2 separate regions of the Homo sapiens genome follow, and region 1 is linked to region 2. Evidence: chromatin contacts called from ENCODE Hi-C data. All regions are on one chromosome and are shown on one strand. The core of a region is the stretch at or near the end of the contact, and the rest is flanking DNA. Distances in the headings are between cores, read along the strand shown.

Region 1 (5,335 bases), core at 622-3,121, 120 kb before region 2:
AGGGATCCCAACCCTCACCACTTCTCCACATTCCTTGTTTTGCGAATCAAGATGTGTGACCCTGTTTGGGGTTAGGCACAGTGGCTCAAGCCTCTAATCCCAGCACTTTGGGATGCCGAGGAGGGTGGATCACCTGAGCTCAGGAGTTTGAAACCAGCCTGGCCAACATGGTAAAACCCCATCTGTACTAAAAATACAAACATTGGCTGAGAGTGGTTGTGCACACCTGTAAATCTGAGCACTTTGAGAGGCTGAGATAGGAAGATCACATGAGGTTAGGAGTACGAGACCAGCCTAGCCAACATGGTGAAACTGCGTCTCTACTAAAAATATAAAAATTAGCCGGGCGTGGTGGTGCACCTGTAATCTCAACTACTCAGGAGGCTGAGGCAGGAGAATCGCTTGGACCCGGGAGGCAGAGGTTGCAGTGAGCTGAGATTGTGCCACTGAACTCCAGCCTGAGTGACGGAGTGAGACTATGTTTCAAAAAAAAAGATGTTATGACATTGTTTGGGTCATAATCAGTCACAGAGAAACATAGTGGCAAAATCCCAGTCTCTGAGTTCCAAGGCAGAGAATATGTGAGTTTACTCAGAGATGACAATTTAAGATTGCCTCTTCCTTAGCTCTGGGACCTCAGGCAAGTTTATGTATCTGTGCCTCAGTGTCCTCATCTGTCCAGATGACTGAATCATTGTGAGCAGGAGATGAGTTAAGTCTTGCAGTGTTTGCAGGCACCAGGGAAGTGGCACAGGTTATAATTAACAGTTCAGACATCAGGGAAGGGTTCCAAGAACATGAGTTAAACACTGACTAAGGAGGGGCCCTTTCAGAAGAGGAAGAGGTGGAGAGGAAGGTACAAGAGACAGTATGAGGTGGGAGAGTGGACCTCTGTAGATGAGGGTCAGGAAGGAGGTTGACAGGATGTACATAAGGCACTGGCAGGAGTGAAAACTCGGGGTGAAGGTGCATAGGCCCCAAACACCCCATGAAGGAGTCTGGGCTTTGCCCTGGAGGACCAGAGCTGGAGGGGACACACCAGGGGGGCCAGTGGGTGTGCTTTTTGGAGAAAATTTTAGAAGAAGAGGGAGGAGGCCAGAAGTCAACGATGCCTGGTCTAGAAGTCATAGCTTCTGTGAACGAGGAAGTCTCATAGGCAAAAGAACAGGCCTGGTCTTATGGGGTTCTGGGTCCAAAGGCCAGACCTGTTGCAAAGTGTCAGCAAGAGAAAAATTCCTGGCCCTCTCCTGCCAGCTCTAGCTCCCCCTGTCAATGAGAGAAAGGACAGGCCTATTCCAGAACACTCAGCCATCAGGCACAATCTCCAAGACTTGACTGTCCACTGCCCTCCTTCCCTCCCTCCACACTCCCCTCACCACACTTGTGGAGGGCCTGGGGATTAATGCCCAGTTTGCAGGGCATTTAATAGTGGCTTCTCAGCGGGCGGAGCTGCAAACGCGTCCAACAGCCCCTTCAGCCCATGCTGCTGCTGCCACCGCGTGGTGCAGGCGGGGAATGACTGCGCACCGTCCCTGTTCAGCGGGAGCACCGGAGCCCATCTCCACCTCCGTTCTCTGCGCTGAAGAGGAAAGAACCACGCGGATTCAGCACGGGGAATGTTTCTTGTTTAGGAACTGTAATATAGGGATTGGACACTAGCTAAAAAAGAGCATCTTTGGAGATGGGGGTATTAAACAGTTCAAATATGCTTGGGATTCATCAATATGAGACTTGGAGAAACATCTCTGTGGCCACTGCTGTGGCTTTCTTGGATCTGAACCAGACACTGCCTTTGTTTTTTACTACATATAAGCCAGAGGGAGTCCTGGGCTGCCTGAGCTGGGGAGGCGGGTGCGGTGACAGCAGCGCCCCTGCAGACTGAGCCTGCGAGTCCCACGCGTGAAGCCCACGCGTGAAGCCCGCAGGGTGCGCCGGGTTGTGCGGGGCATGGCAGCTCCCAGCCCCTCCACACATCGGGTCGGCCACTTCCCTGCGGGGACAGAATCTAGCATTTTTTCAACTGTCCTAGTCTATGTATAATTCCGTTTGTCTTTTGAAAGCAGTTGTTTATTTTGAAAGGCACAAGCGGAATGCCTTACATCAGCGCCCCTTGACCCGGAGGTAGGAGGAGCGTGAGAGGAGCCACAGGGTGGACTTTAAACCACACCGATGTGCTTGAGTCACGGGTCCTCGGGTAGCAAGTGGCTCTGCACAAGTTGTTGAACTTTTGAATTTTTTTTTTTTGACAGAGTCTCACTTATGTCCCCCAGGCTGGTGTGCAATGGCACGATCTCCGCTCGCTGCAACCTCCGTCTCCCCGGCTCAAGCAATTCTCCTGCCTCAGCCTCCAGAGTAGCTGGGATTACAGGCGCCCCCCACCAAGCCCAGCTACTTTTTTGTAGTTTTAGTAGAGATGGGGTTTCACCATGTTGGCCAGGCTGGTCTCAAACTTCTGACCTCAAGTGATTCGCCTGCTTCAGGCTCCCAAAGTGCTAGGATTACCGGCGTGAGCCACCACGCCCGGCCAGTTGTTGAACTTTCTATGAGCCTCTGTTTCCTCATCTGTGGAATGTGTCCTAGTCTATGTAGTAGATTAGTCTCTCTTGTAGAGGAGTCTAAATCATCAAGGGCGGTGTGTTTGCCTTTCATTTTACCCCACTCCAGACCACTCAGCAGGGCCCCCTTCTCGTTACTCCCTTTAACTATTGCAGCGAGTTAGGCAGTGACCCTTATATTCATGTCCGGGCAATCACTTCAAACATGGATATAGATGAACTCTGTGCCAAAAGAAGCATGTAACTGATTGCCCCCCAAAAGGAGAGGGCCAGGGCTGGTCATAGCGATGACCATGTGCCCAGAGGTCTTAGCGTGTGCCCCAGAGGAGGCTCCAAAATGAGGAAATGAGGGATCTGAAGGGCGGAAGGGAAGAGAGGTTCAGGCAGGTGTCCAAGGCTATCTGCCTGGTCAGTGACAGAGCCTGGACTGTGTGAAGGCAGATCCCATGCGTCTACCACTCACTGGCTGCCTCCAGCGGAAAGCAGAGTGGGCCCTGGGGTCACACACTCAGCTGGGAGGGAGTCCTCTTCCACGGAGTCAGTGGGTGACAGGGAATAGCCAGAGGCAGGGAAAGGAGAAGAGAGTGAGCAGAACAAGGTCATGGCAAAGTCTGGGTGAGAGGGAGGCTCCCAGGTGCAGGGCATTGAGAAGGGAACCCACAAGGGGAGGGGCCGAGGGTGGGGAGCCGCGGCTGGGGCACACTGAGGGTGAGGAGAGCATCCCATCCATGTGAAAATACCCAGGAGCTTGGGGATTTTGAGCTCCTATGAGTGGGCGTCTCATACCCAGAGTTCATTGCTGATGCCTTGACTGATTTCTTAAAACAGAAAAGATTTACTTGTAGGTGAAAGGAAGGAGAAAGACAGAAAAGAAATGTAATAGAGTGTCCCAGACAGGACTCAGTGCCATCAGGGATAGGGGTCAGGCACCTCTTGCCCAGAGATGCTTAAGGAGCTATGGTTCTTTGATGCTCTACCATTCTAGGAGTAGTTCAGGCAGCAAGAGAAACATCTTCCTGCCGCTAAGAATTGCTCAGACTTCAGCTGTTGTGGGCACTTACATTACTTAAGTTCAGTTTTTGTCACTCAAGGAAAGTCTTGTTGACAGAGGTGACAGAGGCTCAGAGTTAGGACCCATGTAGCAGAGATCAGCTTTACTGGGAAAAACTGCTTTGAGGCTCTGTAGGGAGCGGAATGAGAAACGGCAGTCACACACTGCCCCCTGGTGTTCAAGAGCATTTACTGTACCTTGGCTGCTTCCAAAGAGACAGGCGGAGCTCAGGCTTAGTCACCTTACAAATGTCCTTCCTAGGTGTTTTGGGTCTTACACATGTTCTTTTCACCTGTCAGTAACGAGGACCAGCTTTAGTGTTTACCAATCTATTTGCGCACTTTTTGGCCATACAACCCCGTGCAGGAAAAATAATCACAGGGAAAGAGAAGTGGGCTCTCCTCCCTGCACCCTTCCCTGCTCCCACAGCAGCCCACCTGGGAGCTGGCATATGTGATGGTTGAAAAGCATACTGCTTTTTACGTGTCATTCCTCAATAAAGTGATTTTCAAAAACACACAAAAAAAGCGTGGACTTTGCAGACAGATCATATTCAAATCCTGGTGCCCTGTGACCCAGAGGGTGGATAAGTCACTTAATCTGTCTGCGTCCCAGAGCGCCATGTGCTAGGAAGTGAGAATTAAAATACAAATGGGTCTGATCTCCAGCAGCTCAGAGGTGGCTGGAGGACTTACAGAGAGGAGGAGGTTTTCAATACAGCACCAGAAAAGCTTCAGAAGAGGTCAGTACTGGGAGCAGTGTATCTGAGAACCAGAGATTGAAATGGCTGTTTCATGAGGGCGATTGTGAACATTAAATGAGAGAACATGGATAAGGTTTTTAGTGCAATTCTGGCACACAAGGAACCACAAATTATAGTTATTAGAGTTCCAAAGGGGCCTCAGTGATTAAGAGCAGTAGGTCTGGGGACAGGATGGAGGTGTTGCTCCGTGTTCTGTGGCAGGGATTGACTAGACCTGGGCAGCCCAATGGAGATATAATGCAAGTCACAAATTAAAGCCACAAATGTAATTTTAAATTTTCTGGTAGCCTTACTTTAAAAAGTTTTTAAAAAGTGAAATCAAGTTTATACTTTATTTAAACCTATAAATCCAACATATTGTCATCTCAGTATGTAACATCAACAATTATTAATGACGCCTTTGACATTTTTTGATTTTGCCAAATCTTCACAATTCCATGTCTGTGCTACATTTGCAGCACATCTCACTTTGGACTAGCCACGTTTCAAATGCTCAATAGTTCCTGTGGCTCATCTGTATTGAACAGGGCAGCTGTAAAGGGCCACCTTGGCAAGGAAGAGGGACAAGACAGACTAGGCACATCCACCCTGCAGTTGAGCTGGAGAGCTTCATTCTGCTGTGTCTGCCTGTTTGGTCTAGGAGACATTAAATCTGTGCTTGTCAAAGAGTGGCTAAGAGATCACCTGCTTCAGAATCTTCGGGGCTGCCTCTTGTTTTTTTTTTTTGTTTTTTTTTTTTGACATGGAGTCTTGCTCTGTCGCCCAGGCTGGAGTGCAGTGGCGCCATCTCCGCTCACTGCAAGCTCCACCTCCCTGGTTCACGCCATTCTCCTGCCTCAGCCTCCAGAGTAGCTGGGACTACAGGTGCCCGCCACCACGCCTGGCTAATTTTTTGTATTTTTAGTAGAGACGGGGTTTCACCGTGTTAGCCAGGATAGTCTCCATCTCCTGACCTCGTTATCCACC
Region 2 (5,909 bases), core at 1,907-4,406:
ATTCTGTTAGTACACGTCAAGGATTAACCCACCCACTTTACTGTAACTACTGCAGGGATCTGGAATAAAGTTAGTGACATTGGCAAATTCTTTGTTCATTGAGTTATGCTAGTCCTATTGGTCTACAGAAATAAATGTTCCCATTTCTATATACACATCCATATTCCTTTGCCCTGATGCATATACTTTGTTTCAAACAGATTTTCCTCACCTGGAAGATACATATTTGTGATTATTTATACAAATGTCAGCATTTAGGCTCCAGATAAGGCAAATGTGTAGTGTCAGCATCATCGGGATGGCCCATGCTAACTGGCACCTTTTTCTCTCCGTAGATATCAATGTCTGTCTTTTTTAAAAAGTTGATTTTATATATTGTATTATAATAAAGGTATTATATTTTTAATATCAATGTCTGTTTTATAACCTGTGTGAACTGGCTAGATATGCCTTTATTTTGAAATTAATTAATTAAAGTCAAGGAAATACTTTCAGAAGCTTGTCATAGAGGCCAAAATGTCTTAGCCTTTTGACTTAAAATACAAATAAATAGAAGTCAAAATTGACTTTAAAAAAAATACTTTTTCTAGGCCAGGCGTGGTGGCTCATGCCTGTAATTCCAGCACTTTGTAAGGTCAAGGTGGGCAGATCACTTGAGGCCAGGAGTTCGAGACCAACCTGGCCAACAAGATGAAACCTCTTCTCTAATAAAAATACAAAAATTAGCCGGATGTGGTGCCGTATGCCTGTAATCTCAGCTACTCAGGCTGAGGCAGGAGAATCACTTGAACTTGGGAGGTGGAGGTTGCAGTGAGCTGATATCACACCACTGCACTCCAATCTGGACAATGAGCAAGACTCTGTCTCAAAAGACAAACAAACAAAAACACACCATAATTTTTCTGAAGACTGTTCTTTAAAAGATAATGGTCAAAAGAAACAAATGTGCAAGGTTTTGTGAGCTTTAACTGGCAAGGAGAAATTTTACTCTACCACACAGACTCTAATTTTCACTTTCCTACTGTTGCTGAGACACCAGCTTCATTCAAATTAGGAGGAGGCCAGCAACCAGCACCACAGAGCCACATGGAGCCTTGATCCATGCACTATGATGTGCCCCAGGAGAGTGGTTATGATGCATGATTCATATTCATAATGACTTCGTTGCTCAGAGAGGCCTTCCTGCGAGATCATCAGACATTTGCTGCTGAAAATATTACTTAAGTCAATATCTACATGTAATGTTCATAGAAAAAAAAATTCAACTCTAGGTGGTCATGCATCTGATTCATAATTAAGTAAATGGTAATTTCATGACTTTCTAGAGAAATATTTTAAAGTAAAAATAAATAGAAGTCAAAATGAAAAGTACCACAATGGTCTTGTTTTCTAGGGTATCACGTAATGTTTTTTCTTAAATATTTCAAACTGCTTTGTGCTTAAATAATACCTTATAGTCTTTGATTCTATTTCAGAAATTCAACTTACTCCTACTTTCTACACCAGCCTAGATGTGTAAATTAATTCATTGTTTTCATTCCCCATTCATCATTTATTCATTCAAAAAAATTTGTTGATTTTCTACTATTTATCAGGCAGTGGAAATACAGTAATAAATCATTCTGACTTAAGAATTACATAAATAAAACAATATTCAGTTGCAAGAAGTGCCAGTGAGGAAGTAAACAGTTATGTGAGAGGGTAAGTGGGTAAGAAGTGGTGGTGACTGGAGTAAGGAAGGCCCATGTCACAGTGTCCTAGGGTGGCACAGGTTGCCACAGTTAAAGCACGAGAAGGAGTCAGCCATGCAGAGAGCTGAGGGGAAAGCATCCTAGAAGGAGAGAACCATGGCAGAAAGGCTCTGAAAAGGCAGAGCTGGAAATATTCTGGGAACAGAATGGAGCCAGTATGGCTGGAGTCTCATGAGTGAGATGAGATTGGTAAGATGCTTAGATTCTCTTCCAAGTGAAAACCTTACAGAGTTTAGGTAGGAGCATGATATGATCTGATTTAAATCTGAATCATCGCAACATTTAAAGACAGCAGCCACTGGCTTTTTCCACACCACTGAAATCATTGGTCTTCTACTTCCTACAATTTTCTCTTTTGTGTCAGATATTTACAAATGTCTGATTCCTTGTATTTGCTCCTAAGTTTCTAGTTCTTGGAGTCTGCTCTCCTCCAGCCTGTCATTTGCAACACACACAGAAAGCTTCCTGATCATATTTTAGTTTCATCCTTTCTGACTCAAGGTGCTCTTGCCGTTGGGTTGATGGTATACTGCCTGGAAGAAGCTATTACCCTGTTATTTTACCATGATATCACCTCTGCAATTGGCTTCACCAATGTATCTTTGCTACCCTCCCTCAGTTTCCATAAGCAAGATGAAGAACATACACTCCTTCCCCTTGTATTCAAGTGTATGGGGTGTGGGGACAGGTAGGGCTGGCTGGTGTGAGGACAGGTAGTTACTAGAGGCAACTTTTCCCAGAACAGAGGAGACGTCCAGCCCAAAAGCACTCATGTGCATTCTTGCAATTCTAAGACTGCTGGTGAGGATACTCTCAATATAAGCCTTTGGTTTCTGAAATAAAAAAGCTGTGTCTGAGAAGCAGCTTATGTGTTTGTGGTCCTGGAATAGACTGGGGGAGGGATTTTCAGGTGGTGCCTATAGATATACGTACAGTTGTGACATGGGGTGAAGGCTTTCATTGATGGTGATGTCATGGGTTCCCTCTGGGAGGATGGAAGCCCCAGGGAAATATATTGGTAGTATGGGATTGAAGTCCTGGGAGCCCATTGCTTTTTGTGGGAAAGCAATCCTATGGCTCACCATTGCTCTCATCAGAGGGACTTTGTCCCCAGTGCCCACATGCAACATGGATTGAGGCCAGGGAAGTTTGGGTTTGACTAGACTAGGACTGCCCTGCTCTGCAGTCTTTTCCAGCCTTCTAAGGGAGGGCATCAGTGGCTCACTCTAGACTTGGAAAAACAGAATGAAAAGGGAATATTTTGATTAGAGTTGACTTAGGAAATATTATTATAGGGAATTCATGGAAAAACATTGCTTTCCAATTTCAGAACTACTCGAAATATCTGGTAGGCTAAATATAGAACACTATTCACAGCCTTGCAGGTCCTGAGGTCTGGCTAAATGTGAGCTCTGGGGTGGTGCCTTCCTCCCTCTCCTCCTCCCTCTCTCTCTCTCTTCCCCCTTTAGCTCTCTCTATGTCTCTCACTGTTTCTCATTTTCTTTATCTCTCTTTCCTTGCTAGCCCTGGATGCTTAACCATGAATGATTATCAACCAAGAACCTTAATTGTGGTCCCAGTACAAACTGTTACTTAGTTTGAAAATAAGTAATATTAATGAAATTTCCCTCTGAAAAATAACAGCTGAAACGAGAGAGGGAACGTTTCACAAACTAATAGAGCTCACAAATGCATCTTTCAGAATATGTTTTATAAAGTTTATGATAATCTAAGAAACAGTGTAATCACCCTGTAACTCCAGGAGTGAGTTACAGAGGAGGTAATTCAAAGGATTTTTCATGCTGGGCTGAAAGACCTTGCTCTTTGTGACCCCTAAAGGAGATCTATGACAATGGAAGAGACAGAATTGAGATTAGTGTAAAGGAAAACTTCTCAGCTGGAAGGGGTGTGAGGCCTGAAATTCCCTTCTAAGTAGAATCATCAAAGTATATTTTTTGGTGATTTAACTTTCCCTTCCTTTCCTTCCTTCCTTCCTTCCTTCCTTCCTTCCTTCCTTCCTTCCTTCCTTCCTTTCCTTCCTTCCTGCCTGCCTGCCTTCCTGCCTTCCTGCCTTCCTGCCTTCCTTCTTTCTCCTTCCTTCCATCCTTTCTCCCCCTTTTCCTGAGGGAATTGAAAACAATAAAAATTCGAAGAAAAAAATGTGGACACCTATAATCATGCAACCATTCTCTTTCCTCTTCCTTCTCTCATTTTCTATGAATGTACAGGCAAATACCATCATCTGCAGTGGTTATGTTCTATAAAGTCACTGCAAACACTGAATTAGCAAATATTGAGCCATTGCTCCTGGGAGAAATACAGAGTTAGGGATTGTGAACCTCAGGTCACAACATTTTCACCAACAGATCAATCCATAACTTTATTTTAAGTATATTTCTGTTTAATGGCATCTCATCTAACATATACTGTTGATGCATTAGCATTGAACTCATGACCTATAGCACTGTGACTCATTCCCAAATGAAGCTTATTTAACACCTGTATTTTCTCCAGAAGGTACTTCACAGCTTTGTTGTGTTTAGGATCACCAAACAGCACTTTAGTCCTATGCTTGGGGGACATTTTAAACAGTGAAATCATGAGGAAAAAGCACAAAAATGCAAAAAATGTGTCATGAAATTGATAGCCAAAAGGACACGTGTTTAAAATATAAGAACTGAAATAAGAAGGTAAAGCATTGCCTTGTCCAATCTCAGAAATCATGCCCATCCGGCTATTTGAATTTTTGCCACTCTGTCCACATCTGTAAATGACCATGAATGCACAGAGTATTGACTTGGGAGTTAGAAATACATTTCACAGAGTAGATGGATTTGAAAATATGGAATTCATTAAAAATGAGAATCAATGGTACAAACACACACATATAGTCTGTTGCCTTTCACTTGTCTTTGTCAAATTACTTTTACATATATTTTGAGGAGATTTTAGGAAACTATAATACATCCCATTTAGATAGAAACTAGTTGTTAGCAGACATACTTCCAAGAGATGTAGACTTTAAGTTTAGTTGAGATGTGCTGATTTTTGCTGTGCCAAAACAATTTAAGAAATTTAGAAAAACAGACCCAGCAGGCCCACCTACATGTGTTTTTAGTTGTTATCAAGGCAGGGACACACACAGGGCTTTTGAAGACTACTGGCAAAAAGGCCCTTCCCCCTACATAAACAGAGATGAGGAATAAAGTATATTCCACTCTAAAGAGTTAACATGTTTCCTGGTTGAAAGGTGGAAGATAAATTTCTATATGACAGAGAAAGAGGCAAAGCAAACCTTTGGGCAGCCTGAGTTGGTGCTGAAGCAGCATCCAGGCCCTTGGGTCTCAGACAGAAGAGACCGGTCAAGGACAGAAGCCAAGCCTCCACCCAAAGGTCAGAAGCTGGAATTTAGCTTCTCTGCACTGAGCCTCAAGACCTGACACATCTGTGACAGGGGGTAAAAAACACTCCACCCACAAGACTTGAAAAACAACAAGAGTTGTCATTTTTAAGAAATAGAGACTGACTCTAAATATGTGCTGAGGATAGGAGTCTATATTTATTCTTCCCATGGTGGGGAATTTATGTGAGAAATTAATAAATAAACTGATGAAATTCTTGAGGCCTAACTAAATCAGTCCTTTTATACAGACATTACCAAAGACAAATGGAATTCTCACATACAATCTCCACAAAAGTCAGGCTCTAATAAAATATCATAAACCGTAAAGGAAAACACTATCATTAGGGAGACATGACACATAAAGCAAATGGGAGAATTAACATTCTAAGCTGATAATAAAAAAATTGAAGAGAATAGAAAATAATTTTAAATTAAAGACATAAAAAAGAAACTATAATGAAAGAACATGGCAATATTAAGAAAGAATCAAATAAGAACAGGCTAATTTAAAAAAAAAAAAACTAAACAGACATTCCAGGAAAGAAAATTCTGGTTGTTGAAAAGAAAAATCTAGTGGTTGATTTTAAACTCCAGATTAGACACTTTTGAAGAAAGAATTAGTTATCTGGAAAACAGATATATCAAAATAATCTAAAATGCAGTACAAAGAAACCAAACCAAAAATAGACAAGTGGAAATACATCAAACTAAAATCCTTCTGCACAGCAAAGGAAACAATCAAAAGAACAAAGAGA

Evidence for each region. Hi-C counts contacts between places; a loop is a spot of excess contacts on that map. Pooled maps may share reads with other maps.
Region 1: a map of A673 shows a loop between it and region 2 (6-fold over the local background). The contact joins two enhancer-like sites. A Hi-C loop is called at or near these places in 1 of 168 maps with a recorded cell type or tissue (A673), 5 of 37 single-sample maps with no recorded cell type and 3 of 50 pooled maps.

What each region holds. Positions count from the first base shown.
Region 1 is chr7:41,939,385-41,944,719 of GRCh38, reverse strand. No RefSeq gene overlaps it. Among named protein-coding and RNA genes, the nearest start is that of INHBA, 240 kb to the right of the region's middle. Within about 2 kb of position 1,871, at least 7 of the 41 ENCODE cell types and tissues checked have a DNase peak (open chromatin) inside an H3K27ac peak, as active enhancers do.
Region 2 is chr7:41,819,705-41,825,613 of GRCh38, reverse strand. No RefSeq gene overlaps it. Among named protein-coding and RNA genes, the nearest start is that of INHBA, 120 kb to the right of the region's middle. Within about 2 kb of position 3,156, at least 2 of the 41 ENCODE cell types and tissues checked have a DNase peak (open chromatin) inside an H3K27ac peak, as active enhancers do.